Regions from separate parts of the Homo sapiens genome. Here region 2 is linked to region 1. A link is a loop called in an ENCODE intact Hi-C map of the cell type or tissue named here. Cell type or tissue: PC-9. All regions are shown on one strand. Each heading gives the region's core, and the rest is flanking DNA. Links, peaks and the distances in the headings are about the cores only.

Region 1 (15,622 bases), core at 3,580-11,579:
CTGAAAAATTCAAATGTAAAGATGTGGCAAAATTGGTTCTCTAAGGATTTTAAGTACAGCCAAATGATATGTCACAAGTTTTTTCCTAAATATCCAACCATTTAGTCTTTCATAAGCTTTTAATTCCACTAGCCTCACTTTCTGAGATTGTTGATGTTTTCTTGTTCTAACCTGAAATTTTCTTTGTTTGATGTTAACAGGAGTATAATGAAGGAGTAACCATTTTTATTTTATGATAGTCTATCAATAGACTTTTTTTAACCTTCTTTAAGCTAGGTGTGTTTGTCCTTTATTAAAGTCAGTTTGACCCAGCCTGTACAACATTGCAAGACCTTAACTTTAATAAAAAAAAAAAAAAAAAAAAAAAGCCAGGTGTGGTGGTGCATGCCTGTAATCCCAGCTACTTGGGAGGCTGAGATGGGAGGATCACTTGAGCCCAGGAGATTGAGGCTGCAGTGACCCGTGACTGCGCCACTACACTACAGCCTGGGTGACAGAACAAGACACTGTTGATAGATAGACTATATGAAACACGCTCTATAACCAAAAAAATCATTGCTCTGGATATAATGCAAAGATTTTGGTAACATTTTACCGTATTTTTTCTTATTGATTGATTAGAGTAGTGGAGGAGGGGAGAAGGAATTTAAGAGATACTATCATCAACCACTTGCAGATTTTAGTATATTTATACGCTGCTCTTCTCAGTATTTCATTTTTCTATACATGAGAAAAGACTATGTCTGTATTGGACCATTACAATTGACCACTTTGTTGAAGACATCTTCAGTTGTGACATAGGTCATTTTGATTTGAACGAACTGATAGCTATACCAATTTTTTTTGGCTCTGTGGGAATTTTGGGATAGAGAATGTTATTTGAAGTAAATAGGTAAAGGCTCTTTTTGTTTTTGTTTTGTTTTAATTTTATTTGTGATAGATACCTGGTGATGTAATAGTAGGGCTTGACTGGAAAGATCAATTATGATTTGTCTTGGTGTCCAGAACAACAAATTACATATGCTCTCTTGTAAAATTTGATGATTTTGTGCTTTATGTGAATAGCTTTATGTGAAAGCAACAGCTTTTGGTTGCTGGTTTGTGTTTTTAATTTTTTATCCTCTAGTACTTTAACCTTGCCTTTTTATGTTCTTTAGCAACCCTACATCATGTTCTTTAATTTACTCACAGAAATAAGTAGAGTCAAGTCAGCTCTTATAGTTTTAAAATTCTCCTACTTCTCACCTACCAAGAACCCATTGCCTCTTCATGCTATTTTGTTCTTGATTTTCCTGAGCAGTAATTGGGCTACTGAAGCACATTTCCTTTCCTTCTCTTATTTACTCTCTGGGGTGACTACTTTCTCACCAGTGCATGGTGTGTCTGTGCTTTGGAATAGATGCCAGGAAGGGGTAGGATGGTCAGGGGCTGCTGTATGTCCCACTCCTTGGAGCTGTGCAGTCAGCCTAGCTAGCCCTGGCTATGGTTTCATCCGCTTGATACAGATATTGATGATAAGAAACTTATTCCAGGGATGTTGTCTTGTTTTCTTATTGGTGGTCTCTGTCATGTTTTAGTTTGGCTACATTTTTATAGATATGAGACGTGTATGTGTTTTACCAATTTAAGAGACTACTAGGAGTTCTAATAAAAAACCAGCTCTTTTTCTCAAGGAAAAGTAATCCTTTTCAACATTGTTTATAAGCCTCTAGGACTTGTCTAGCAGTATGCTCACATATTGAAAATAGATTTGTCTCTTCCGTATTCTTCAGGGGCATTTTACTGTGGGTCTGTCAGGTCTTCAGACTGCTACCCTGGTGAAAACGTGATTTAAGAAGGTATTTCGGTGTGGGGCTATCATAGGAAACTTCTGATTTTAGATGCAGTCTATCTGCAATAAGTAGGATTTGTTGTTGCTGTTGTTTTAACTGTAGGTGAAAAAGAAAATCTGCTTCAGAGAGAAACCAAGTTCATCTTGGAGATAAGTGTGGATGTTGGACTCCCTCCAGCTCAGTAACTGAGGATCACTTTACTTGAAATCGTTGTGCTTTTGATTGGCCGTCCGTGGTTGCGCTGAAGAGGGAGGAGGGGGAGTCTTTCCAGTAGTTATACCTTAATTTGTCTCTGCATGGATGATATTTGAAACCTCAAGCCCAGGCATGCTGCTCTGTCCTCCCATCTGTAGCTGCCTGCGTGATTCCATCATTGTTCCATTTGTCTCTTCCCATTGTCTTTGAACATTTGTTTTTGGGAACAAGATATGCATTAGGAAATTACTCAACCATGAGTATAACTGATGCCTATAAATTGATCTTGGCATCCAGAACAAGTTGCATATACTAGTGATGTAATATTTGCCGAAGCTCATTGGCTGTTCATTCTCTGTAGTGCTTTTCCGAAAATAAATAAATAAATAAATAAATAAATAAATAGGTAGAAAGAAATGAAATCACTTGGCACCAGCAAAGAAATCCTCTATAGGATTTGAATGTTGAAGTATGAATTGAAACTATTTCCAGTTAGTCAACTTTTATTACTCACTAGGACATCCCTAAAAGAAAAGCTCATTTTGTAATAGTCCTGTGCTTATATGCTTTGCAATCTTATACAGAGGGAGAAAAAGAATTAAAAGCTTGTTCCAAAGTAAAAAGGTTCATGTCGGGTTTGAAACGCTCATGTCAGCTTAATGAAGGATACATGTATGAAAATTAATATCTTGGTTCTTCAGGAATAGTCTGTGTTTGGGAGAATAAAGATACATACTGAATTCAGTTGTTTACTTGCCTTACAGTATATTCGAATTAAACAATAGGACAGATTCTAAGAATCAAGTAAATTTGTCCAAACAGGAAGCAGAATCAAAGATCTTAAGTATTCCCCATATTCAGGGCAGTATGTGGACAGTTACAGTAGGTGACCTCTAAGGTCCCTTTCACCTCCCACAGTACGTGTGTCAGCTGCAGTTCGTCAAGATAAATGAGCAGGAGACAACTTCGTGTAAAAAGTGTGTGAACCTAGGACAGGACTTTTCGACCCTTATGAAGAAAGAAAGGAAAGAATATTGCAGCTAGATGTGTTGGGTCCGGACTGAGGTCAGAGTTGCACAGCTTTGGACAGATAGCCTGGACACAGGAAACCATGTTCTCTCAATTTTAAACAAAAATGCAATTATGTATTCCCTCCCCTATCCCCCCACCACCCCCCATACACACATTAAAATTCTTAACCATGGGTCAGCTTATATCGACCTTTTGGGTAAAAGACATTATTCCTTTGAAACTTCAGAAGCACGAGTTTGTTTTCTGAAAAACACATGCCATTGCATACCTTTTAACTTGACATATGACTGAAACTTTTGTCTTAACAATCCATTTTCTACAAAGACTGCCCTTATATTTATTAAAGATGACAAAACCAAAACCACTTCTTCTTTCATACATTTTCTGCTTTCATGTTCTGTCATTCTGAGATCTTTTTTTCTTTCCCTCTCTCTGTCTTCTTTTCCCCCAGCTGTCGGCAGCATCCAGCCCCTCCAGTCACAGTCCTCACAGAGCTTCAGGAAAGGACCCCTTTGCAGAGCTCTCTTTGGAGGATTTCTTATAAATCACTTTAGGTATTGCTACTTGTTTTGGGAGATGGGGACTTAAATACTTAAAAACAATTACCAAACATTAAACACAATTCACGCTTCTCTTTCATTTCTTTAAAGGACTCTAGGCTCCCTCTCCTCCTCCTCCTCTTCCTCTATTCTTTAGGTGCAGAATGAAAAGATAGGACATAAGGAAAAACAACTTTTGGAAAATATCTGTAACATAATTATTTAAAGTAATCTCATCCACTGCTCACAGTAAATGGATGAGATCGGATAAAGTTTGCTTTTTAATTAAGGGCAAGTGAATACTTAAGCCCTTTCGATTAGAAGGATTCTGCATATGATCCACACTGCCTCTGTTTGCTGGAAGACAGTGTAATTTGTTCTTCTTGATGCTCTAGCCCCCAGTTTAGATATACCTTCTAGATCTTTGGGAGTTTATAGTCTTCTGATTTGGCAAGTTTATTAGCACATCTACTTCAGTAATCTTTGGATGGGCAGTTTAAGGGAAATTGTGAGTGAAATATCTTTGAATGAACAGTAGTACCCTATTGAAAAATATTTTTATGGCTCTTTCAGGTTCTTATTTATGTTAATAAAAAGACTTAGTATAATATTACTGTTCCCTTTATTGTCTCTAATTGTATATCATTTGGAAATAATATTTCAAATTTTGCTTCCCAAATGAGATTTTGCTTGTGGTATTTGTGCTTATGGAGAGATTTTTCTGAACTTGTCATGAAAAAATAGGTCATTGATCTTCTTTCTTTTCCTCCTCCACATGCTATTCCTCTATTTTTAGCAGTTAAGTATTTGGCCTGGATGTGGTTGCTTATGCCTGTAATCCCAGCACCCTGGGAGGCTGATGCGGGAGGATCACTTGGGGCTAGTAGTTCAAGATCAGCCTGGGCAATACGGTGAGACCCTAGTCTCTACCCCCACCCAAAAATTACCCAGGTGTGGTGGCGACTGTCTGCAGTCCTAGCTATTCAGGAGGCTGAGGCAGGAGGGTTGCTTGAGCCCAGGAGTTCCAATGAGCTTTTTTTTTTTTTTTTTTTTTTTGAGATGGAGTTTCGCTCTTGTCTCCCAGGCTGGAGTGCAGTGGCACGATCTCAGCTCACTGCAACCTCCACCTCCTGGGTTCAAGCCATTCTCCTGCCTCAGCCTCCCGAGTAGCTAGGATTACAGGCGCCCGCCACCACGCCTGGCTAATTTTTGTATTTTTAGTAGAGACGGGGTTTCACCATATTGGCCAGGCCAGTCTCGAACTCTCGAACTCACCTCAGGTGATCTGCCCACCTCAGCCTCCCAGAGTGCTGGGATTACAGGTGTGAGCTATGGTGCCCAGCCATTGAGCTTTGATCATGCCACTGCAATCCAGCCTAGACAGCAGAGCAAGACTCTGTCTCAAAAACAACAACAAAAAACATTATTTGGAAGTCCCTATATGTGTCAAATATTGAGCTTTCTGGCACATAAGTTGATAATACTGACTTTGTTTTATAAACAGGGTTTGTGATAAGCATGTTGTGAACACTTCTGGGCCAGTTAAATGGTAAAGACCACAAAGCATTTTTATTTATGAGAAGACATCCTACAATACAATGAATTAACATACCCACTTTTTTTTTCCAGATACAGTTTATGTAACTTGATGGAAGAAAATGGAATTACTCCAAAAAGACAAGTGCTCAAGCAGCAAAATCCTTACTTCCAGCAAAATCCAAACTGCTGTCTCTTAAATCTCTTAAACTCTCTTCTTCCATTAGAATGCTACAAGTAACTCAGTGAAGGCCCATGAAGGAAATTGGGACTAGTTTATAGGAGAACGTATCAATACAGTTTATAAAGCCAAGAATTGCTATGATTTAAGACTAAGATCTGTCTTTTTGGTGACTAACCCTTCAATTCTTTCAACTCCTGTTAATACCCATAATCAGTAACCTATCAAGAAAAGCCCTTATTTGGAAAGTGTGAAATTTGTATTTGGAAAAGCTGCCTGGAGAGAAGAACTGTGTCCTTTACTGTATTTCAACAGGACTCTTTTGGGGGATCAAAATTAAAATTCCTAATTATGCATTATCTTTCTTTTCTCCAGTCCTCACAAATACAGAAACAATAACTGAAATTAACTTTTCTTTTTTTAAAAAAAATTATATTCAGTTTGCAGTAGACATTCCTTAAGTATTTGTATTTATTTATGATTATCAATTTTACATAACATTAATATTGTATCAGACCTCCTTATGAAAATGAGTATGGATGTGCACAGTATGTTTGATTTTTATCCACAAGAATGAATCTGATTCAGAATGCTTTTCTCAGCTGACATACAGAGCACTAAATATTTTAAGGCAAGTCCATAGGTCTGAATCTCTTAAGAATTCTCGGCCTCTGTGGGATTTAGGGAAGCATTATAAATGCATTAATCCTTATAGTCAATTCTGTGCCTAGGATTTTGCCAGGGAACAGTTCACTGACTAGGAAAAGCACTACATTTTAAATTCAGCATTAGTGCATTGGGAAGGATCTTTACTGCTTTGTGCTTGGCATGTCATTATTTTCCATTTGACATTAGGGCCTTTCCAAAATGAATGTGAGGAATTGCTTTCACTTCAAGACTTTCCTTCTTTTCACTAAAACTCTAGAAGGTGTTACAAGGGGGAGGGAAGGGGGGCAAAGTCCTTGAACATTTTCTTTGGCTCGTGCCATGTTATGATCATATACCTTTTAAATAAGGGGAAATAGTATCTTTAAAGTTAATGTCTAGCCAAGAGTTTAGTAAACGAAGAATTAAACTGCACTGTTGATCGGTGCTTTGTGTAAATACATCTTTAACATTTGGGTGGAGAGGGGCCTTAAGAAGGACAGTTCATTGTAGGAAAGCAATTCTGTACATGAGTTTAAGCATTCTTGTTGCATTGTCTCTGCAGATTCTATTTTTGTTTACAATATTAAAATGTATGTTAGCAAAATGGGTGGATTTTCAAATAAAATGCAGCTTCCACAAAAGTTTTGTTATGGTATTCTGGTCTGAGATGCATTTTCATTTTTCCTTTCTCTTTTTATTATCAATATTGTCATTTTTCCCTAATAAAATATACCCAGGTGATTATATTTGTTGATCTAATAACATGGAAGGTTTGTTTTATATGAATTTTCAAAAAGATGTCTCTTTACACTTTTTGTTACCTTGTAGACTCTTATTGATAAATGCAACTACTTATTAAAATTGTTCACTTTTTGTCTTTTGATCAGATGCCTTTAGTCAGGTAAGTTTAAGGGAAAATACGCAGTTTAATGTTTTGGTACATATAATTATGTCTGCCAAAGAAACCTTTGATTGTATCATATTGCCTATTTAGTAGTGCATAGGGTTCAGAGTACATGATAAAGGATCAAAAGCTTTGCATTGATAAGTGTCTCATAATATTTGCTGTGATTGGAGAAAAAATGTAGTCGTAGCCAATAAATTTTATCAGCTTTTAAGTTTCAGTATTATTAAACCATTTTCATATAAACTGGGAAGTTGTACTTTTATAAGTTACCCTCCTTAACTTTACAAATTTTTGTCTCTTGTGGTGTTTGAGGAGGTGTTTATATTTAAGGTCTGTGGCTTGTTTTCTTTCATATTGCCTTTTTTTTTTTAAGTATGTTTCAGTATGTGACGTGCTTCATAGCCATTTTTATTTCATTGTTTAAACAACTTTTGGGCTATGTTTGATAAGTGTTATCCATATTTTACCCATTTTATATGTAGGAATCAGAAATCAGAAAAGGAGCTGGGTGCAGTGGCTCACACCTGTTATTCCAGTAATTTGGGAGGCTGAGGTACATGATCACTTGAGCCCAGGAGTTCAAGACCAGCCTGGGCAACATGGTGAAACGCTATCTGTACCAAAAATACAAAAATTAGCCAGGTATATGCCTATAGTCCCAGCTACTTGGGAGACTGAAGTGGTAGGATCACCCGAGTCCAGGATGTTGAGGCTGCAGTGAGCTGGGATCATGCCACTGCATACTCCACCCTGGGTGACAGAGTGAGACCCTGTTTAAAAAAAAAAGGAACTTGCCCAGATGAGTAAGTTAACAGATGGAAATCAAATCTTTGCTTTCATGGTCCATTGTTCTCTCTGTGACCTGCTGTCACGTAATTCATATATATATACTGACATGGAGATTGTTTCCCTCTGCAATCTAGACTGATGGCCACTCTTTATTCCCAGTGGTCTTTAGTGAAGTACATTTCCTGCCTCCTCCTCTGATGCCCAGACATCGTTGACAAGGAAGAATGCAAACATGCGACAAGAGCAACTTTAACCAAAATATAATGAGTGAAGTAAATCAGCTATTGATTACATAATTACATCAGGCTGTAAACTCATACATGCTCATGTCATTTTACTATCCAGTTAGCAAGTAGCTATTGGCTGAGATAAGAGAGAAGATTGTAAGCAGAGGACAACTGTACCTGTCCCAAATCGTTTTCAAAATTATTTGCCTTTGATTTAACATCTATCAGCATTCAGCATTTTTTAAAAGGTATCCCTTTCTTAACAAGTGACTATGAGAATACATATTTAGGAAGAGGACTTCCTTATGTTAGCCTAGGAATCTTCTGCTTTTCCAGAAGCCAACAAAATGTGACTTATGAGAAATAGGCCTTAATGGGATGTTTTTCTTGAACTAAAAATAATTTCAAGGTTCTTCTCATTTATCGTAACTCACAAACACGCTTCCAAACTCTGTTTGCTTATTCTACAAAATTCCACAGAGAAAAAAAATCTCTCTTAAGAGTGAGTGTGGCTCCTGTGTGCTAGCAGTGACTAGGTCACAATGTATGGAGACACCACAGTAGTAAGCCAGATGAATTTATTCTTGCCTTCCAGGAAAGATATTTCACAGCTTTCATCAGTGGCCTCTGCAGTCAGCTTAGATCTTTGTTCTGCCACACTTGCTGCCTTCCATGGGTGTGACTAGCCCTTCTGGAATTCTGCTGTCTGAAGTTTCGGAAAAGAAAGGCTGCATTATCATCCATGCTGTCTCTTGCTGAAAACATTAAGCTGATTTCTTGCTGTTACTAAGAAGTAATGTCCTATTTGAAGTATCACCAATCCAAAAGGTTTTCTGTGTTTCTAGCTAGTATTCCTAATGTTAGCATAAGCACTCATTGTGTCCCATTTGTTGTTGATGTAGTATGCAGACGTAGTTGCATGAAAGCTGTATGAAACTGACAACACTGTTAATGAAAGTTCCTTCTATGGTATTTGTTCTGGGGCAGATGTAACTTGAAGCGAATATTAAACTGATTTTAGGCAGACAACTAGGAGAGAAAGGTGAGGTTAGAAAAAGTTTTGTTTTCTGATAAGCCCTGGTTCAAAATAGCTTTTTATCTAATAAAAAAGCTAATTTTAGGCCAGTGCAGTGGCTCATGTCTGTAATCCCAACACTTTGGGAGGACAAAGTGGGCGGATCACTTGAGCCCAGGAGCTTGAGACCAGCCTGGCCAACATGGTGAAACCCCGTCTCTACAACAGTGAAAAAAAAAAAAAAAATTAAGTCCCAGCCACTCCAAAGGCTGAGATGGGAGGATCACTTGAACCCGGTATGGTTGAGGCTGCTGTGAGCCGAGGTCACACCATTGCACTCCAGCCTGGGCAACAGAGTGAGGTGAGACCCTGCTTCAAAAAAAAAAAAAATTAAAGTTTTGTTTTGTTTTTGTTTTGAGGTGGAGTCTCACTCTGTTGCTCAGGCTGTAGTGCAGTGGCGTGATTTTGGCTCACTGCAACCTCCACCTCCCAGGTTCAAGCGATTCTCCTGCCTCATGTGCCTGCCACCATGCCTGGCTAATTTTTGTATTTTAATAGAGATGGGATTTCACTATGTTGGCCAGGCTGGCTCAAACTCCTGACCTTGAGTGATCCCGCCTCCATCTCCCAAAGTGCTGAGATTACAGGCGTGAGCCACCACACCCAGCCTAAAGTTGGTTTTGAAATAAAAATTGTGTGTGATTGACCTTGTGAGCTAAACCTTGCTCTGTCGGAGCCTTCCCCAATTAGGTACCCTGTCTGTCTTCCTTGAGCCTTGGTCCCTTGGCAGCTGTCCTGTCCTCTGGATAAACAAGTATTGAGTTACCGTGCCTCTGACTGGGACCCTAGGGAAGGAAATATCAAGTAGCCCCCCACTGCCCACCACTTAGGCTATCTAGGAAGTCAGATTTCTTTAAACTTTTAAGAACACTACATGGAAGCATTAAGCACACCACACTGGCACTGCCAGCTAGCTTAGTGCCTGTGTAAGGCACAAAATATTAAATCTGCATCTCTGATCATTTTTGTCCTAAGAAGGGTAGTAGTGTTAGTCTGTTCTTGGGGTTGCTATAAATACCTGAGGTTAGGTAATTTACAAAGAAAAGAGGTTTAATTGGCTCATGGCAGGCTGCATGGCACTGGCTTCTGGTGAGGCTTCAGGAAGCTTTTACTCATAGCCAAAGACAAAGTAGAGAGCAGGCCTGTTTACAAACAGGAATTCATACTTAAGAATAAGAGGTCAGATTAATGGGATGTATCACCCCTTGAGACCAAACCTGCAGCACAAAAGAGCCTTGGTCTCACAGGTCACAAATAGACATTCAGTGCAGATTTTTATTGCTATCATCCCAGGTTAGAGCCCAGTCTACACTACCTGATAGCTGGCTCTGCTGATACTCAGGCCAACCCAAGGGAAAAAGATGGATTTTCTTTTTGGGGGAAGGCTGGTCTTTGGTGCAGACAGGAGGAATACTGGTCCAATGGGCTTAGGAGAACAATATTTATCAGTCACCCAATAGAGAAGCGTGCTTTCCATTCATCAATGTTTATTTTACTGTCTTATAGGAAACTTGGGAAGTAAGCAGGACTTCCCAGGCCTCTTGTCTTGTGTTATGGGAAACCACAGGACCCATCAGGCATTTTTAGTTTCATTTACCAGGCAGTTTATTGATTGCAACACTTAGCATACATGATTCACAAAGTTCTCATTCTTGATAATTTTCTGCCCAAATGTAGCTTCCTGAGAAGGGCAGGAGTGATCCATCACGTGGTGGGTGTTCATGTTTCTGGTTGGCTCCAGCCCCTTCCCTTGAATCCTGTGCTTTAACAGCTGGAATCCTTCAGTGTGTTTGGGTGGCTCACTGCTTATCAAATATTCAAGGCCTACAACCATTGCAGCCTTTCTCATACCTCCACTCTTGAAGCTTCTGCTCAGGCTAACTGTCTCTTCCCTGCCTCTTAATTGAAACTCTGGAATTCTCTGTGCCTTTGTTTTTACCTATTTGCCTGTTCAAAGTCTGTAATTATTGGGATGGAAAGTGAGCAACTCTGATCATTTTTAGGAGCACTGTAAATTGGCCAGCCCTTCCAGAAAGTCATAAAAATGTTTGTCTCCTTTGCTCAGTAATTCCACTTCTAGACATTTAAAGAAGTCCAGAAGTATTAAAAGAGCTGAAACTGGATCCCTTCCTTACACCTTATACAAAAATTAATTCAAGATGGATTAAAGACTTACATGTTAGACCTAAAACCATAAAAACCCTAGAAGAAAACCTAGGCAATACCATTCAGGACATGGGCATGGGCAAGGACTTCATATCTAAAACACCAAAAGAAATGGCAACAAAAGCCAAAATTGACAAATGGGATCTAATTAAACTAAAGAGCTTCTGCACAGCAAAAGAAATTACCATGAGAGTGAACAGGCAACCTACAAAATGGGAGAAAATTTTCGCAACCTACTCATCTGACAAAGGGCTAATATCCAGAATCTACAATGAACTCAAACAAATTTACAAGAAAAAAACAACCCCATCAAAAAGTGGGCGAAGGATATGAACAGACACTTCTCAAAAGAAGACATTTATGCAGCCAAAAAACACATGAAAAAATGCTCATCATCACTGGCCATCAGAGAAATGCAAATCAAAACCACAATGAGATACCATCTCACACCAGTTAGAATGGCTATCATTAAAAAGTCAGGAAACAACAGGTGCTGGAGAGGATGTGGAGAAATAGGAACACTTTTACACTGTTGGTGGGACCGTAAACTAATTCAACCATTGTGGAAGTCAGTGTGGCGATTCCTCAGGGATCTAGAACTAGAAATACCATTTGACCCAGCCATCCCATTACTGGGTATATACCCAAAGGATTATAAATCATGCTGCTATAAAGACACATGCACACGTATGTTTATTGCGGCAATATTCACAATAGCAAAGACTTGGAACCAACCCAAATGCCCAACAACAATAGACTGGATTAAGAAAATGTGGCACGTAATACACCATGGAATACTATGCAGCCATAAAAAATGAAGAGTTCATGTCCTTTGTAGGGACGTGGATGAAACTGGAAACCATCATTCTCAGCAAACTATCGCAAGGACAAAAAAACAAACACCACATGTTCTCACTCATAGGTGGGAATTGAACAATGAGAGCACATGGACACAGGAAGGGGAACATCACACTCTGGGGACTGTCATGAGGTGGGGGGAGCGGGGAGGGATAGCATTAGGAGATCTACCTAATGCTAAATGACGAGTTAATGGGTGCAGCACACCAACATGGCACATGTATACATATGTAACAAACCTGCACATTGTGCACATGTACCCTAAAACTTCAAGTATAATAATAATAAAATAAAGAAAAAAAAAGTACCTATGACAGCGGTTGAGATTACCAAAGGAACCACTGTGTGCCAGAGTAAGGGCCAAGGATGAGTCCCAGGGAACACACCCTTATTAAGGGGTGAAGGCCAGGAAAGAACAATCAAAGCTGGAGGCGGAGAACCAGGAAAGATAATTATGTCAAGGATATAACTGAAGAAGTAGGGAATGGCCAACACAAGTAAAATAAAGACCAAAACCTGCCCATTGGTTCTAGCAATTAGGAACTTGAACCTTACCCCTAGATATACCTGGGAATTGTCAGGGACAGAAGGCAGATCACATGGCATTGAGAAAATGCAGAGATATCAAAAAGCTATGAACTAAAAGAGATACTAAGCAAAAGACTGACCAAGGAAGATTTTTAGAAAGCAGATTGAGTTCTTCGTTCATCCATTCAATACACTGAGTGCCTTCAATGTGCCAGTAGTTCTAGGTGCAAGAATCAATAAACAAAACATAGATTCTTCTTTCATTGAGCTTATTTTCTTGTGAGAGTAGGCAATTAGCAAATATTTTATGACAAATGATGATGAGTGTTGTGAGAAAAAAATAGTAGAGAGAGTGATGTGAGCAGAGTGTGGTGCTGTTTGGGATAGGGTCAAGGAAGACCTTGAAGTCATCTTTGAACAGAGATACTAAGTAAGGAAGCAGGATGGTAAGATTTGGAGAGTGGCTCTCCTCCCCACATATGGGGGCAGAGGGCAGAACAAAGGCCCTGTTTCCCTAGTCAGAAACAGCACTGTCGCCAGCAAGGTTTGAACAAAGCGAGCAGGTTGGAGCTGAGGTCAGGGGTGGCAGTGGGCCTAGGCTAGGCCATGCTGAGGCTTGGATTTCTTTCTCAGTGGGGAAGCCACCGAAAATGTTGACCAGAGGATTCTTTAAAAACTTTTGTTGCTAAAAGGCTCGCTCTGGCTGCTGTATTATGAAGGAACTATAGGGAGACTATTATAACAGTCTTCCAACATGAGCAAAACTTAGCCCCTGAAAGCTGTAGTGAGCTAGAGGAGATAGCTAGGTGAGAGACAATCAGATAGGTTGCAAAATCAGCGGGAGAAAGGGAAATGCTGAGTGGTTAGGACTGGAAATGTTATGGGGTAGGAGATGGAAGAAAGGCAGATGAAGAGCCTGGAATATGGAAATACGCAGAGGACCATTTGCAGAAATCCCTTCCTTGGAGAGTATCACCATCACTGAGGGAAGCAACTACTGCTTGATGAGAGAGTACAGCATAGCAGTAATGGTGTAAACTCTGCCATGCTGTGTGTTTAAACCCCAGTTTGAGCAAGTTACATACTCTCCCTTTGTCTCAGTTTCTTCATCTGTAAAATTATCATAATAGTGCCTACCTCATAAGACTGTTGTATATAATGAATTTTTTAAATTTTTATTTATTTTTTTTGAGACAGGGTCTCACTCTGTTGCCCAGGCTGGAGTGCAGTAGCGCCATCTCCGCTCACTGCAACCTCTGCCTCCCAGGTTAAAGAGATTCTTGTGCCTCAGCCTCCCGAGTAGCTGGGATTACAGGTGTGAGCCACCACATCTGGCTAATTTTTGTATTTAGTAGAGATGAGGTTTCGCCATGTTGGCCAGCCTGGTCGTGAACTCCTGACCTCAAGTGATCCGCCCACCTCAACCTCCCAAAGTGCTGGGATTACAGGCCTGTGCCACCATGCCTGACTTGTATTTAATGAATTTAAAAGATACACTCAGAACATGATAAAGATGTGATATGTAATTACTGTTATTCTCACTGGGATGCAGAACAGCTTGTAGTCAAGAGCCTAGATTCTGGATCCAAATTACCTGTGTTCAAATCCTGGCTCTGCTCCTTTACTACCTGGAGAACTTTAAAAAGTTACTGAATTTCCCTCTGCCTGTTTTTTCATCTGTAAAATGGGTGTAATTATAGACCCTACCTCATAGGGTTATAATAGATAGGATCAGTATGTGTAAAGTGCATATAATAAGCACATTTAAGTGTTTGCTATTGTTTGTATTACTAAATTGTTGACATTGCCAATTCTGCCTTTTTACATAGCTGACCAAAGCCCAATGCCTGTGGAGATCCCATGAGTGGTTTTCAAAGCAGAACTTTGAACCCCTGACTCCACATGTCCTCACGACAAGCAGGAGTTCTTGGTCCTGGGGCAACTTCAGTAATATTATAGTTTGGTGTGACAGAACACATTTTTGAAAACAGCCAACCCCACACATAAGTATACTTAGGGCAACAGTTTAGATGCCCATAGATATTTTCTAAGTAGAATACTTTCTAATGTACTTTGAGCCCTTTTTAAAACATTTTTTCTTCGTATCATCCAGCCCAAAATGTCAATTTGTAAAAAAAAAATTTAACAGAATAAATTGCTTACCCAGCCCTATTTAATGTCCTAGAGACTAGAGACTACTTTTCTTTTCTTTTTCTTTTTCTTTTTTTTTTTTTTTTGAGACAAGGTCTGGCTCTGTCACCCAGACCAGAGTGCAGTGGCAAGATCATGGCTCACTGCAGCCTTGAACTTCTAGGCTGAAGCAATTCTCCCACCTCAGCCCCCAAGTAGCTGGGACTACAGGTGTATGCCACCACACCCAGCTAATTTTTTAACTTTTTGTAGAGGGGAGGTCTCACTATATCGCCCAGGCTGGTCTCGAACTCCTGAGCTCAAGCAATCTTCCCACCATGGCCTCCCAAAGTGCTAGGATTACAGGCATGAGCCACCACACCTGGCAGAGACAATATTTTACTATTGAAACCATTGACTTCTCATAAGGGAAATATTCAGTCTCTGTATGAGGATTGGTTTTGGTTGTGTATAACAGTAAACTTAAACTAACAATGATTCAAACAAGATAGTTTCTTTTCCCTCACACATGGAAGTGTGACTTGGTATGTGTGCCTACTCTGCCCCACAAGATTGTTAAGTGTCCACTTTTAGGTCTAGGTGTCTTGGTGTCGCACAGTCCTTAAGGTATTACTCTCAGGTGCACAATCCAATACGGCTAAGCAGCATAACCACATTCCAAGCAGCAGGATTCAGGTGGGTGGGGACAGGAGAAGAGATGACCCAGAAATTGTGCACACTTCTTGCACTTCTGTTCACATTCCATTGGCCAGAACTTTGTCATATGGCTATTTAAAAAAAAGCCTAAAGACTAAAAAAATGTATTTAATTTGAGTGACCGTGTACCAACTAAAACAGCTAAATAGATGATTATAGAAGAAGGGGGAGAGTAGTTTATTTTTTTCACTTATATTTTGTACTATTGCTAATAGGGAGAATATATTTAAAGACAAAATAGCAACCAGTGCCACAGTCCTAC
Region 2 (15,622 bases), core at 5,216-13,215, 66 kb before region 1:
CTTGAAACAATTCATTTTGAGATGACCAAAGTACTTGAGAGAGAATTATACCCTGAGGGAGTTTGATTTATTTTTTGGTATTGTTGATCATTTATGTGATTCTAATTGGTACCCTGCTTCTTAGGTAGATTATGGTAGTCTCAATTGCTCTAATTGAGAGATTTTTAACAACATCTCCAAACTATTACTGCTCCACTTTGTGTTAAATCTTTTGCCTGTTTGTATGCAGATCTGGTATTAACAATAAATTAAAACCACAGAGGAAATTAATCATTTAAAAATTTTTTATTGCAGACTTAATTCAGTGCACAAATGAGATGAATGTGAACATCCCACAGTTGGCAGACAGTTTATTTGAAAGAACTACTAATAGTAGTTGGGTGGTGGTCTTCAAATCTCTCATTACAACTCATCATTTGATGGTGTATGGAAATGAGGTAAGCAGAATTTTTATTGAACAAGTATACTGATGTGTTGACTTATTGTTAGCTAGCTTCTCTCACTGAAACTTCAGAAACAGCTCCCAGGTACAAAGGTCAAGGTGCCTAGCCAGAAATATAATTATAGACCCTGTAATTTGAGGAAAGATAGCTTGTAAGCCAGAAAGCAAAAAGTGGGTTAGAGCACAGAGGACATCAATAATGGATCAAGAAGCAAAGATTAATGCCTAGAAATGGGTTCCATAAGCATCCCTGGTTTTTGCTGGTCCTGTTTATAGACTATATATTTTGTCTATATCCATTTGTTCTTTTATTATAGTCCAGTTAGATTTTTTGTTTGTTTGTTTTGAGACAGGGTCTTGCTTTGTTGCCCAGGCTGAGGTGCAGTGGTACCATCATAGCTCACTGCTACCTCAAATTCCTGGGCTCAAGGGACCTTCCCACCTCAGCCTCCCATGTAGCTGGGATTACAAGTGTGTGCTACCATGCCTGGCTTATTTTTAAATTTTTTTGTAGAGATGGGGGTCTTTCCATCTTGGCTTAGGCTGGTCTTGAACTTCTGGGCTCAAGTGATCTTCCCACCTTAGCCTCCCAAAGTGCTGGGATTACAGGCGTAAGCCATCACACCCAGCTTTAGATTCTTGTCTGATCTCATATAGTTGTTTATGGAAGCACTTTGCCTACTTCAAAGCTGTGATATTTAGGACTAAGATGGCATTTGCTGAGAGGGACTGATTGAAGTGTGCCTTCTTCAGCAGAGAGGTGTGTCTGAAGCCTTTGTTGCCTAAAAGGGTAACAAATAAGATATATACGCTTTTGAAAATCTGTTTTGAGAGAATCATCTTACTTTCCGTGATAGCCTAGCAGCTAATTTTTTGGTTCATTTTCTCAGCTCAATAAACTTATTTGTAAAATTGTATTAACAGGAGCTTTTCAAGAACATCTGAGTAGAACTAGATAAATCTTCTTCGGTATGTGCCTTAGAAAAATGCAGCCCGGGAAGATAACCTTCTAGAGATGAGAAAGAACTTTAGTCATTGGTATTAGTTTTCTGAGCGTAATGACTTGTTGACATCCATCACGTTGTGTGTTATTTTGGGCTTTTCAGTATTGAAACTATTTTTTGACAACTACCAATATAGCATTATTAAAGTTCAAAATTAAAGCAAGAATTTACCCACAACTTTATTGTTCCAGCACATCTTACTTTTGGCACATTTTGGTCTTCCCTCTAGTTCTTGTCCAAAAGTATTTGTATTTTTTAAATGGCTATAATCATAATGTAGATAAAATATACTTAGCTTTTTATATAATATTACACTATCAGCATTGCCATGTTGTATTTTTTTATCATCTTTAGTAACTATGTAATTGATCGTATAGTTCACAATTTTTAAACTATTTTCCTTGCTAGAAATTGAGTTTTCTGATTCATCGTTATACCACCACATTGAGTGATTTTATTTGTAGTTTTTAATTTTTAAAAATGATTTCCCCTAAGTGTTACCTGAAATGTGATTACTAAGTCAACAGACATGACCATTTTTAGGACTTATGTTAGTTGCTTTCTAATTCATTATAACCAGTTGATAGAGCTAATAGAAATGTTTGGCTGTATTAGCTTAAATGTAACTTGAAACATCTTAACTAGGATAATAGTTTTTACTTTTAGCAAGAATATGTTTAGTTAAGATTATGATTATTCTGAAGAATTCCAAGCGTGTATGTACTTTTCTTCTTCTTCTTTATTTATTTGATGTAGTTTATTTTTTAAAAAGAAAAAGCCACAAATATAACCAGCTACACTGCCAGATAAACAAAGTATCAATAATGGCTTTCAGAGGCTGTAAATAAGGTAATTGATAGTACTAGAGGCAAAATGTTAATAAAGACAAAACAGAAAGTTGACAGTCATTTTGTAGATTGACTGACAAGGGGAGAAAGATAGCATTTTAGTGTGTTTTTTTGATAGTGTGTTTTTTGATAAACTCATGTTTAGCTTCCTGTAGGCAGTTAAAGCAAATTCCATGCTCTGTTCATTTTTTATGCTGGTTTGTACAACCTTCAGGTTTTTATGCTAGTTTGTACAACCTTCAGATGTTCCCATTGGCAGGTGCCATTAATTTGTTAGAGGCTGTACATAGGATTTCACTATACTGTGGTGATTGGAATACCATGGAGCGGTGATTCTCAAAACTGAGTGGGGAAGGGGGATGATTTTTTTTTTCCCTTAGGGGACATTTGTCACAACTGAAGGGGATGCTGCTGGTATATAGTAGGTAAAGGCCAGGGCTGCTTCAAAACATCTTACAATAATGCACAGAACAGGCTGGGTGAGGTAGCTCACACCTGTAATCCCAGCAATTTGGGAGGCCAAGGTGGGTGGATCACCTGAGGTCGCAAGTTCGAGACCAGTGTGACCAACATGGTGAAACCCCGTCTCTAGTAAAAAATACAAAAATTAGCCAAGCGTGGTGGTGCACATATGTAATCCCAGCTACTCAGGAGGCTGAGGCAGGAGAATCGCTTAAACCTGGGAAGCGGAGGTTGCAGTGAGCGAGATGACACCTTTGCATGCCAGCCTGGGCAACAAAGCAAGAGACTCCATCTCAAAAAAAAAAAAAAAAGAAAATTAAAAACAGTAATGCACAGAGCAGTCTCCAACAACAAAGAATTACCTGATTCAGTGTCAGAGTACTCAGGTTGAGAAACCTGGCCACAGAGAAAAATCTCAAAAGGTAAGGCTGAGTGAGCATTGTGTTATAGACCCTTAACATGAGGCAGGTAGGTACTTTTATACTGTTGTTCACTTACCAACTGGGTGACTTGGGTAAGTCACTTCTGGAGCTTCCTCAATAATATGATAGTACCTTCATGGTAAATAGAATTGACCAAGGCTCTTACTATAGTATGACAAGTTATAGATGATTAATACATGAAAATGTAGAGTTAAAAATTTGTAGATGAAATTAGAAAAGAGAAGTACCAAGCATGGATTTATTATAAAGTATTTAATACCATTTTGGGTAAAATAATCTGAAATATGTTCTTTAAATATTTTGTTATGAAAAGTTTCTAATATACACAATAGTAGAGTGAATGGCATAACAAATGCTTATGTACCTAATCACCCACCTTCCACATTGCCATTCTTTAAATGAAGGTTTAGGATAATCCATTTCAGGTTACCGCTTATGACCCAAAATGGGAACCTGTGAAGCCTTATTACTTGCCAGAGTGTTGGCATGGTGCTCAATTTAATACCATTTTGAATATCATTAGGATGCTGTTGAAAACAAAATCAAAACTTGATTAAAGCCATATATGTCTTTGCAGCTAAATATAATGAACGTAGAAAGGACTAATAAAATGAAAAGGAAAATTTAGATTTATTATCTCTAAAATCATGAATGAAATGGCCTGGTAGACGAAATTATTTACATTAATTTAGAATGCAGAGGTAAAGAAGAGTCTTATCAAAATCTATTAAAATCATAGTCTAATATTGTCTTACGATATTTTTATAACTTTTTGAAACACTATTTTAGGATAATTGTGAAATATGAGTCTTCAGTTTACACATTGATTTTCAAAATCCTGGTTTGTTAGTTTGGGGTGATCTCAGTTGTACAAGTCTAATTTGGAGGCCGGGCGCAGTTTCTCATACCTATAATCCTGAGAGTTTGGGGGGCCAAGGCGGGAGGATTGCTTGAGCCCAAGAGTTCCAGACCAGCCTAGGCAATGTAGTAAGACGTTGTCTCTACAAAAAATTTTTTTAAAAATGTGAGCTGGACATGCCTGTAGTCCCAGCTACTTGGGGGCGAGGGTGAGGGGTGGATGGTGGGTGGTGCTTCATACTGAGATGGGAGGATTGCTTGAGAGCAGGAGGGTGGAAAGCTGTGATCACACCACTGTACTCCAGCCTGGATGACAGAGCGAGACCCTGTCTCAAAAAAAAAAAAAAATACTGATTTCAGAGGTGATGGTGTACATCCTAGTTGATTATTAGCCTCTACATGCATTAAAAAAAAAATGAAGAAGAAAGTAAAGTAATCCTAAGAAGCGAAGTTGAAAGGCATTTCTTTAGCTATTTAGAGGCTGTATGTGAAGGAGACTAAGGTTATGTACTATGGTAAGCACTTCAGAGACCATTTTGGCAATATTGAGAAGATGAGCTTTTACATATGTGCTGGCCTAATAATTCATCCCTAGGTATATATCCTGAAAAACTCATATACTCATATACTTATGCATGGAGACCATGAAGAAATATGTCAATACAACTTTGTTAATAATAGCGAAAATTACAAAGTATATCCATAATAAATAAATGGATTTATGATGATGTATTCATTAGAATATTAGAACATCATTTAAGATGAAATGTTAAGTGGGACAATTCTTAGGGAAAAGTTGAGTTAAAACACATTGCAAAGAGTAAGTACACTATGATACTTGTGTAAATTTCAAATAGAAAACACTTGGATAGTTTATAGATACTTGTATGTCTAGTAAAATGGTGAAAACCTGTGTGAAAGTAACGTATACCTGTTTCAGAAAAGTACTCACCTCTGAAGAGGGAGGGAAGGGAGATTGAAGGTGTGGTTCTTCAATGGAGGCTATAATGTTTTGATTCTATATAAGATGTGAAGTGAACATGTGAATTTGTTTAATCTGGACAGTGGGTAAGAGGATCTCTATTGCTTTCTTGTATGTTTAGAAGTATTTTTTTTTTAAAGCCAAAACTTTGGTTTACCAGACGGCTGTTTAAAATACAGATGCCACCTAAAAATGATTAGCTATAGTTTTAGTATGCTGTAATAAAACCAAAACTACTGCTTCCACTGCCTATTTGCTTTTATTGTTTTGACTTAATACTATATCTGTGGGCATTAGGCTTTAATAAATTCTCGCATGCTAGTGAAAAATATGTATTATGTTTTTAGGTTTGGTAACTAGTTAATGGAAAGAGTGAGGATGAGAAATTTAAACTAGATAAGCTTAATAGAATGTGTTAACCATAACTTTTCCTCCTAATTTTCGAATTAGAGTTGGTGAGATGGCAGTACCTTAATATGATGTAATTTTTTTTTTCCAGCGTTTTATTCAGTATTTGGCTTCAAGAAACACGTTGTTTAACTTAAGCAATTTTTTGGATAAAAGTGGATTGCAAGGTAAAGATAACTTTTACATTATAGAAAATCAAAAGAATGACACCCACATGATGATTACTCCAGAGTAGAACTCTGTCTTTTAGAACATGTGCTACTTTAAACCTTATATTTTAGTGAAGGTTGTAGGAAAGAAAAAACTGTCTTTTAATTTGAAGATTAATAATAATCTTCCTACCAGATACTCAGAGCTCTCTGAGACGGAGTACAGAGTAGTTATTTGAGAGCATGAATTCTGGAGCTGGACTGTCTAGGTTTGAATCTCATCTTTGCTGCCTACCAGCTATATGAACTTGGGCAGGTTACTTCACCTCTGCATCAGTAGAATCGAGTAATAGTGATAGTACCTACCCAGTAAGATTGTCATGAGACTTAACCTAGTTAATTACTACAAAGTGCTTAGAACAGTGCCTGGCACACAAGACATGCTATGTAAGGCTGGGTACGGTGGCTCATGCCTGTTATTGCAGCACTTTGGGAGGCTGAGGCGGGTGGGTCACTTGAGGTCAAGTGTTCAAGACCAGCCTGGCCAACATGGTGAAACCCCGTCTCTACTAAAAATACAAAAATTAGCCGGGATTGGTGGTGCACACCTGTAATCCCAGCTACTCAGGAGGCTGAGGCAGGAGAATCGCTTGAACCCAGGAGGCGAAGGTTGCAGTGAGCCAAGATCATGCCACTGCACTCCAGCCTGGGTGACAAAGCTAGACTCTGTCTCAAAAAAACAAACAAAAAAAGAAATGCTATGTAATATTTGCTTTCATTGTTATTATATTATGTTTCATTCCAAGAAATGTAGTTGAAATATTACATGTTTTAGTAGCTAAAGTGGATATAATTTGTTGAGATGAATTGTTCCTTCATATTCGTAGCTATTTTCTTATTTATGTTTTTTTGAGACGAAGTCTCGTTCTGTCACCAGGCTGGAGTGCAGTGGCATGATCTTGGCTCACTGCAACCTCCGCCTCCCGGGTTCAAGCGATTCTCCTGCCTCAGCCTCCCGAGTAGCTGGGACTACCCGCGCATGTCACCACGCCCAGCTACTTTGTGTATCTTTAGTAGAGATGGGGTTTCACCATGTTGGCCAGGATGGTCTGCATCTCTTGACCTCATGATCTGCTTGCCTCGGCCTCCCAAAGTGCTGGGATTACAGGCGTGAGCCACCACACCCGGCCTGCTATTTTTTATTTAGTAACTTGAAATGGACATAATGTGGTTATAGCTGTCCATGCACATTGTCTTAATGGGATCTGTTTTACTTAGTTCTGTAACTAGGCTGTTAGCATTATAGAATGTTAGCTTTAGGGAGAACCTCATAAAGGATATGCCAAATGAATTGGGAATATTCAACAGTGAGGCTCAATCAGGGAAATGTCTTTAGAGAAGGTGAGATTTGTGCTGGGCTTCAAGAGAAGGATGAGAAGATGAGTTGGCTTAAGCACAGGTACAATACATGAATGTGAAAGTAAGGACAGATACACAGATGTATATGGATGTGAAAGTCATTCACATGGATATGAGTATTTAAGATTTACAGAGCAAATGAATGTGAATAGAATATATATGAATGGTGTATTTGAGAACATGTAGTGGCAGATAGCCCTCAAGAAGCTGTTCAGAGCCAAAATCAAGCACAAAAATTTTTTATAGAGTTGGAATTTTATAATGCAGTAGAGAGAGGAGGGGAGAGGGAATTATGTGTTACCAGGAAAGCATCATAGCTTAGTCAAGTTAGATCAGAGTAAACCAAATCTTGAAGATGCTGAGACTGTTTCAGTTGTTCTGGTTATCTAGTGTAGAGTTAATCAGGGCCTGAACTGTGGTTCTTCTGGAGGTGTAAAAAAAAAAAAAGATCAGGGGAATTTTTTTTTTTTTTTAATGTGACTGGCTGTATTTGAGTTTGGAGGTGTTCAGTCCAATACTTGTTTCCCTTTGGTAAGTGCAGGTATTGCTTAAAAAGAATTTAATACCCTATCTTCCAGACATTCTAGAAGACCAGTAATCTATATGTAGGACCCATTGTTACAAAATGCATTATATTTTAACAAGAGTTACGGCGCTCTAACTTAAGGAAAAAAAATTAAAACAGTAGACCCCCTCTCTTGAAAAAAAAATTTTTTTTTTCTTTGAGACAGGATCTGGTTCTGTTGCTGAGGCTGGAGTAAGAGAGACCGGGGCTTGCTCTGTCACCTAGGCTGGGTGCAGTGGTATGATCGTAGCTCACTGCAGCCTCTAACTCCTGGCTCAAGCGGTCCTCCCTTCAGCCTCCTGAGCAGCTGGGATTACAGATGTGCACCACCACGCCTGGCTAATATTTTTATTCTTAAATATTTTGTAGAGATGGGCTCTTGCTCTGTTGACCAGGTTGGTCTTGAACTCTTGGTCTAAAGCGATCCTCCTAAGCCTCCCAAAGTGCTGGGATTACAGGCATGAGCCACCACACCTGGCCTCTTTTTGAAATCTTAAACAGAAGCCAGATATATATTATAGATAAAAATGGAGTGTCTCTATTTTCAGGGGCATGGAAGAAACTGCCTACTCATCCTTTAATTTTCACTTCCTCCCTCATTCAGTTCATTTTAACTTTAAAAGTCTATGGAAAACAAGATGCAGAGCAGTGCTCTAGGCAGAGTTTATGCATATATCCAAGTAGGTTTTTTGTGTCTTATTAGCGACTGATTTATCATTTTCTTAAGATGGAAATTAAGCAATTCTAGTGGTAAGGTGTTAATAATTTCACTCTTTTTATGTAGACGAGAGGTTGAGCCTTGAAGGATGAGAGGTGTTTACCGTCTTAGGATGGGGTATAGTAGATAGAACCATATGAACCGAAGAGCTGAGGAATGTGAGCATGTAACACCTGACGTGTACAGTAGTAGGTATGAAGTCATATGGGAGCAGTATTTTTTTTTCTATTTTGTTCACTGATTTTTCTCCACTGGTACTTAATAGGCACTCAATAAATATTTTGCTAAATAAATGAACTGGTGATGTTGAAATCCAGTTAGTTTACATTTTGGTTGGTTTTGGTATTGTCTTTTAAAGGTAGCAAAGACCAAGTAATTAAATTTGTTAGATGAATATGAGATAAAATGGGTTCACTTTTCAATGAGGAGCAAAAATTTATAGACTTCCTTGAGCCAGGTAATAACTAAAACACAAAGTTTTTGGTGTTTTTAGAAAATAATATTGATTAGATTTTATGTTGCTAAAGTTTTCAAGTCAAGGTCATGATGAAACAAAATCTTAGAATGATTTATGTATTCATTTAGAAAGTTTCATTGAAAACATTCATATAATTGTTTTTGTTACACCCTGAACTTGCATGTTGCCATTTCTTATATTACACAGTAATTTTTTATACTTTTTATAAGGTTGGCACATACAAGTTATGGTTCTAAATACAGCTAAAGATTTTAGGAGTATAAAAATTATATAAAGTTGCTTGATTTGAGGAATGGGATTGTGGTTCCATAGGATGTTAAATTTGAGTTGTGAGATTATCAAGTTGTGTAAAAGAACGTTTTTCTAATTCCTGATGAATAAAGAATAGGAATATTGAGAGAATAGTGAAGTTCTAAGGGAAGAGGTTTTTTTTTTAAAACTACATAGGACTTATCTGATTTAAATATGAAGCCTTAAGAGAATTTAATGGTAATGTTATTAATTAGTTACTTAATTTACATACTAAATTGAATTGGGATATCAAGACATTTTATAGCCATTGGATGCAATGAGTTGTTTTTCTAGGCATATTGGGATTTTTAGTCATTTATAAAAACTTGTCTCTCTCTTTGTTTTGTTTTTGTTTTTGTTTTTTTACAGGATATGACATGTCTACATTTATTAGGCGGTATAGTAGATATTTAAATGAGAAAGCAGTTTCATACAGACAAGTTGCATTTGATTTCACAAAAGTGAAGAGAGGGTGAGTTAAGCTTTTTTTGACATCTAATTGATTTGAATTTTTAAAAATGTAAAACATAGGAGTTACTAGATTATGAATTATGAAATTTTAGCCAGTTTTAAAAGATGAGCCTCATTTTTCTTTGATGAGGTATATCAAGTACTTTTTGTGGTAGGATTTGTTTTTAAGTTCTTTTTATAGCACCTTTATTGAGATATCATTCACATAACAAAATTTATCATTTTAAAGTGTGTAATTCATTGGTTTTTAGTGTATTTACAAAGTTGTCCAACATCACCACTAATTTCAGAACATTTTTATCACCTCCACAAAGAAACTCTATACCTATTAGCATTCATTTCCTATTCCCTCTTCCCCTAGATCCTGGCAACCATGAATCTACTTTCTGTGTCTCTGGGCTTGTCTATTCTGAACATTTCATATAAATGAAATTATACAATATGTGACCTTTGTGTAGCATGATATGTCCAAGTTATAGCATCCATGTTATTTCATATATCAGTATTTTATTCCTTTTTCTAGCCAAATCATATTTTACTTTATGGACATATACTGCATTTTGTTTATCTGTTCATAAGGTGATGGCCACTTGAATAGTTTCTACTTTTGCCTATTAGGAATAATGGTGCTGTGAACATTAGATTTTATGTGGATTATCTTTTTAATTCTCTTCGGTGTATACCTAGAAGTGGAATTGCTGTGTCATATGGTAACTCTTATGTTTGTCATTTTGAGGAACTGCCAAATCATTTTTCAAAGCAGTTGAATCACTTTACGTTCCCACCAGCAATGTATGGCACTTTCAGTTTCTCCCTATTCTTGCCATACTTGTTATTTTCTGGGTTTTTTTTTGCCTTTTTTTTTTTTTCTTAAATGGTAGCCATCCTAGTGGGTGTGAACTGGTGTCTTGTGATTTTTAGTTTGCATTTCCCTGATGGCTAATGATATTGAGCATTTTTTTTGAGCTGTTGACCATTTGCATATCGTCTTTTGAAAAAATGCCTCTTCAAACCCTTTGCCCTGTTTTTATTTTTTATTTTCACTTTTTGAGACAGTGGCACCATCCCAGCTCACTGCAGTGTCGACCTCCTGTGCTCAAGCAATTTTTCCCCCTCAGCCTGCTGAGTAGCTGGGAACACAGGCATGCAACACTATGCTCAGTTAATTTTTAAAAAAATTTTCATACAAATGAGTTCTCACTATGTTGCCAAGGCTGGTCTTGAACTCCTGGGCTCAAGCAGTCTTCCCATTTTGGCCTCCCACAGTGTTGAGATTATAGGCTTGAGCTACTGACCTGGCCTTTTGCTCATTTTTAAATTGGGTTACTTGCCCTTTTTATTGTTAAGTTGCAAGAATTTTAAAAAATATGTTCTGGGCACCAGTTTCTTATCGCATAAATAATTTGCAAATATTTTTCTCCCATGGCTTGTCTTTTCAGTTTCTTGTTGGTGTTTTTTGAAGAACAAACATTTTTAATTAATTAAGTGTATCTTTTTTTTCCTTTGGTTGCTTGTACTTTTGTAATCATGTCTAAGAAATCATTGTTTAATCCAGGGTCACAAAGATTTACTCCTACTTTTTATTCTAAGAATCTTGTATTTTTTGCCCATATAGTTAGGTTCTTATCTATTTGGAATTAACTTTTGTATATGGTGTGAGAGGTGAGTCCAAATTTATTCTTTTGTATGTGGATATTGAGTTATCCCAGCAACATTTTGTGAAATTACTCTTCTTTCCCCATTGGATAGTCTTAGTACCTTGTTGAAGATGAGTTGACCATAAATGTAAAGGTTTATTTCTGGACTTGCAGTTCTGTTCTGTTGATCTGTATGTATATCTTCATGCCAGTACCACATTGTCTTGATTACTGTTGCTTTGCAGTGTGTTTTAAAATTAGAACGTGTGAGTCTTCCAATTCTATTCTTTTTTTTTTTTTTTTTTTCCCAAGATTGTTTTAGCTGTTCTGGGCCCCTTGCATTCCCATGTGAATTTCAGGATCAGCTTTTTGATTTCTGCAGAAAAGATAGCTGGGATTTTGTGGGGGATTGCATTGAATCTATAGATCAGTTTGGGGAGTATTACCTTCTTAATGATTAAATTTCTAGTCTATGAACAAGAGATGTGTTTCTGTTTATTTGGATCTTTTTTCATTTCTTTCAGTGCTGTTTTGTATTTAAGCTTTCTTTTAATCTTAAATGCAGAAGATGCATTTAATTTTTGCTGCACCCTAAATAACAATCATCTTAGTACATGATCCAGTCACATGAATGATATAGTCAGTGCTTCTATAAGTGATAACACCTGATATGCAGATTTTTTTCCTAGGATATAGGATGAGGCCTCAGGAGAAAGCCACTGAAGACATTCTTAGCAGCAGCGATGACCCTTGTAGCTATGAAGACCTGTCTTGAAGGGAATCTGGCATGTACAGAAATAGTCTGGTGAATGCCTTCCTGAGCCACTCTGCTGCTCAGTGATCCCAAAGGTCTAAGCAATTGATGTGTTCCTTTAGATTGTTCTATTGAAATTTTAAATTAATGGACTGAAGTGAAAAATTTAATTAAAATATAGAGGTAACCTCTTAGTTATGCAAGAAAATTTAAAGCTGAATTTAAATGTTCTATGCTGCCATTCCAAATCCATCAGGAGGTGATTATTTTGGAATATACCTAAAGTAAATTCTACAGATTTTGTTTCATATATTTAAGCACTTTGTAGAAGATTATGGTGGAGAACTTTTTTAGAAGTCTGATTTTTAACCTCTGTATCCTGTCCAATAATATTTCACTGTAAAGTGTCTTCAGTGAAGTTGATCTTCAGTGTATTTACAGATTTCAGAATAATAGATTTTTAAAATGGTAACTTTTGTTCTAATTTGAAGGGCCAGTCTTGAGAATAGTTGGTGAATTTTTTTATTTAATAGAGCAGTCTTTTTTAATTGGAGGAAAATAGCTCCTGATTAAGTACAATAAAATTAGTATTGACTTAGTTGAATCAAGGAGGAGCCATAATTGAGTGGGGACCAAGAAGAAGTGCAAAAGTGGCATTATACACACACATATACACGTCAGACTGTATAAATACAAAAGAAAAAAATCAAGAATATCAGGTATAAATTGAGGACATGACAGCAATTGAAATTATTATATCATGGCAAAAACCTCAGTAGGCTACACCTTTTGGAGAGGACTCTCATTGTAAGTAGTAAAGTTTGATTTATTAAGATTTTTTTTTATGTTTACAAAAGTAATAAAATTTAAGAAAAATACCATCCTAATTCATAGAAAATGTTAACATTTTAGTGTGTCTAACCTTTTCTGTGCGAGTAAATAGAAATATGTATATAAAGGCACATAGAAAATTACATAAAAATTGGATCAGATTCTTTGAAGGCTGCTTTTCTTCCCCTCCTGTGTATTTTGGACATTTTCAATGTCTGTACACATAGATCCATCTCATTTTTTTCTTTTTTTTTTTTAAGTCAGAGTCTGGCTCTATCACCCAGGCTGGGGTGCAGTGGCGTGCTCTTGGCTCACTGCAACCTCCACCTCCCGGGTTCAAGCGATTCTTCTGTCTCAGCCTCCCAAGTAGTTGGGACTACAGGTGCCCGCCACAATGCCCAGCTAATTTTTGTATTTTTAGTAGAGATGGGGTTTTGCCATGTTGGCCAGGCTGATCTTGAGCTCCTGACCTCAAGTGAGCTACCTGTCTCGGCCTCCCAAAGTGCTGAGATTACAGGCATGAGCCACCTCATCTGGCCTCAATCCATCTCATTCTTATGAATGGCTGTAGAATTATGTTGCAGGTGTACATCTGATTTATTCCCTTTTTTTAATCTTATAAAAGCAGTGGATTGACCATCCTTTTATGTATGGTTGCATTGAGTTTTTCTATAGAATAAATTATTAAAATTGATGAGTCATTGAGATATATATACATTTAACATTTTAATACAAAACACCAAATTATCCTTTATAAAAGTTATACTAAATTATTGGCTTAAATAGTTATTTGTATTCTTCCATCATCATGAAAAATGCGTTCATATGTGTTCATTTTATATTAGTTGATTGAATAAATGGTGATATTGAGCACACTCCCCCTTCCTTTTGAATGCCATACTTGTTTTATTAATTGTCTTTTGATGTCCATTGACAGCTTCTCTATTGGGTTTTTCACTCTTTTCCATTGTGTTTAATAGTGGTAAGAACTCACAAGCTTTTTTAGTCAGATGAATCTAGGTTTGAATTCTAGCTTCACACCAATTAGATGAGAGACTTCAGTGAGATACTTTAGCTGGTTTACTGACTTTTAAAAAATAATATTACTTTAAAATAATTTCACTTCCAGAAATGTAGCAAGAATATTAGAGAACTTCTGTATACTTTACTCAGAACCACCAGTTTTTAGCATTTTGCCACATCTGCATTTCTCTTTCTGTGTATATTCACACAGGCGCACACACACATTTTTTTCTGAACCATTTGAGAGTGGGTTACATACCTGATGCCTTTTATAGTTTATATCTTTTAATACTTTGGTGAATATTTTCTAAAAACAAGGATATTTTATTACGTATCTATCAGCTTGCTAAACTTCTTTCACATGGTGGCACACAAACTGTTAACTATTTATACAAGAGACTACTTGAGGCTAAAGGGTTAAAAAGGATCAACATCTTGGCACACTTATAACCCTTTCTACCATACTAGTATGCTGTGGCAAAACTGGGAAGGCCTTACTTAAGCTCTGAGTTATTTCATCTGTAAAATTACGATGTTAATTAGTACTTTCCTGTCAGGATTGTTGTGAGAATTAAATGGGATATTGTATGTAGTGCTTAACACATAACAAACACTCAACAAATGAACTTTTTGTATATTAGGAAAATAAATTGTTATAGGTTATGAGTATTTTTCCTTGTTTTTTAACATTGTTAAAAGCTTTACAATCTTAGGTGATCAAAATCATTATCTTCATTTTTATGTTTTTTATCTTTCAAGCAAGCTCAGTGAGCTAAAATGATTATGTTTTCATCAGTTATATTTATGGATTAGGTGTTTTATATTTTAATCTTGGATTCATTTGGAATCTACCATGGTAGGAAAAACATGAGGTAGAAGCTAACTTTTTTTTTTTTTTTTGAGACAGAGTCTCACTCTGTCACCCAGGCTGGAGTGCAGTGGCGTGATCTCTGCTCCCTGCAACCTCCGCCTTCCAGATTCAAGCGATTCTCCCACCTCAGCCTCCCGAGTATCTGGGACTATAGGCGCATGCCACTGTGCCCGGCTACTTTTTGTATTTTTTAGTAGAGATGGGGTTTCACCATATTGGCCAGGCTGGTCTCGAAATCCTGACCTCGTGATCCACTCGCCCCTCAGCCTCCCAAAGTGCTGGGATTACAAGCGTGAGCCAACGCGCCCAGCCTTAGCCAACACTTTTTAAATAGAAATATAGTTTGGGTGGCAAGAAGACCAGACAATTGCTTTTTGTTATTTTCTGTTCCAGAATGAAATATTTTGGGAGTTAAGAGCTGAGAGCTTATGTGTTTCATGTAAGGAGACAAGGAAAGAGAAGAGGATTCGAAGATACTTAGGAGAGGATTTTATTAGAGACGGCTAAGAGGATTGCTGGCAATGTTGAGTATTCATTTGAGGTTGATGATCATGAGTTTATAGTTTTGCCAGTTTGCCCAGTTGTGCTGTTTTCTTTACCAGCACTCAGCTATGTGTGTACAGGCATGGATTAGTTAGGTGTTTGCTCAGCCAGGATAGTGAATTTGCCAGATGACTGAAATGCAGGGAAGAAAAGAGGTGCAAGAAAGTTAAAGGTATTTGTAAAGGAGTGATTATATTAATGATCTGTGGAATTCTAAGCTAGATGAAGAAAGTAAAAATGAGAAAGGATCAATGTGGGTAGTGGTGGAGTTGAAACATTGAAGTTTCTGATGAGGTCAAATAGTTTTTACCACAGGGATATGTGACCAAAGCAGCTGAAAGGTTAAAAGGTAATTGTCACAGAATAAGGTGTCTGAATTTTACCTTTTTTTGTTGTTGTTCTTCAGGGGTGGGGCTAGGATGATG

Evidence for each region. Hi-C counts contacts between places; a loop is a spot of excess contacts. Peaks named below come from ENCODE experiments on the same cell type or tissue, not always from the same donor. Only the 100,000 strongest peaks of a DNase experiment are listed, where the experiment ranks them.
Region 2: it touches region 1 in a loop (2.6-fold over the local background); 7 of 110 quality-filtered maps call a loop at or near these places.

What each region holds. Positions count from the first base shown.
Region 1 is chr11:85,948,666-85,964,287 of GRCh38, reverse strand. It overlaps PICALM (phosphatidylinositol binding clathrin assembly protein), which reads left to right. Exons shown (of 20, transcript NM_007166.4): 20 at 5,228-7,113. The coding sequence ends at 5,242. Among named protein-coding and RNA genes, the nearest start is that of CCDC83, 100 kb to the right of the region's middle. RefSeq lists an enhancer at 9,095-9,595. In PC-9, for the core only: no CTCF peak of the experiment used is centred there; no DNase peak of the experiment used is centred there.
Region 2 is chr11:86,016,284-86,031,905 of GRCh38, reverse strand. It overlaps PICALM (phosphatidylinositol binding clathrin assembly protein), which reads left to right. Exons shown (of 20, transcript NM_007166.4): 2 at 295-437; 3 at 5,539-5,614; 4 at 9,437-9,539. Among named protein-coding and RNA genes, the nearest start is that of PICALM, 45 kb to the left of the region's middle. In PC-9, for the core only: no CTCF peak of the experiment used is centred there; no DNase peak of the experiment used is centred there; H3K27ac peaks cover 383 bases.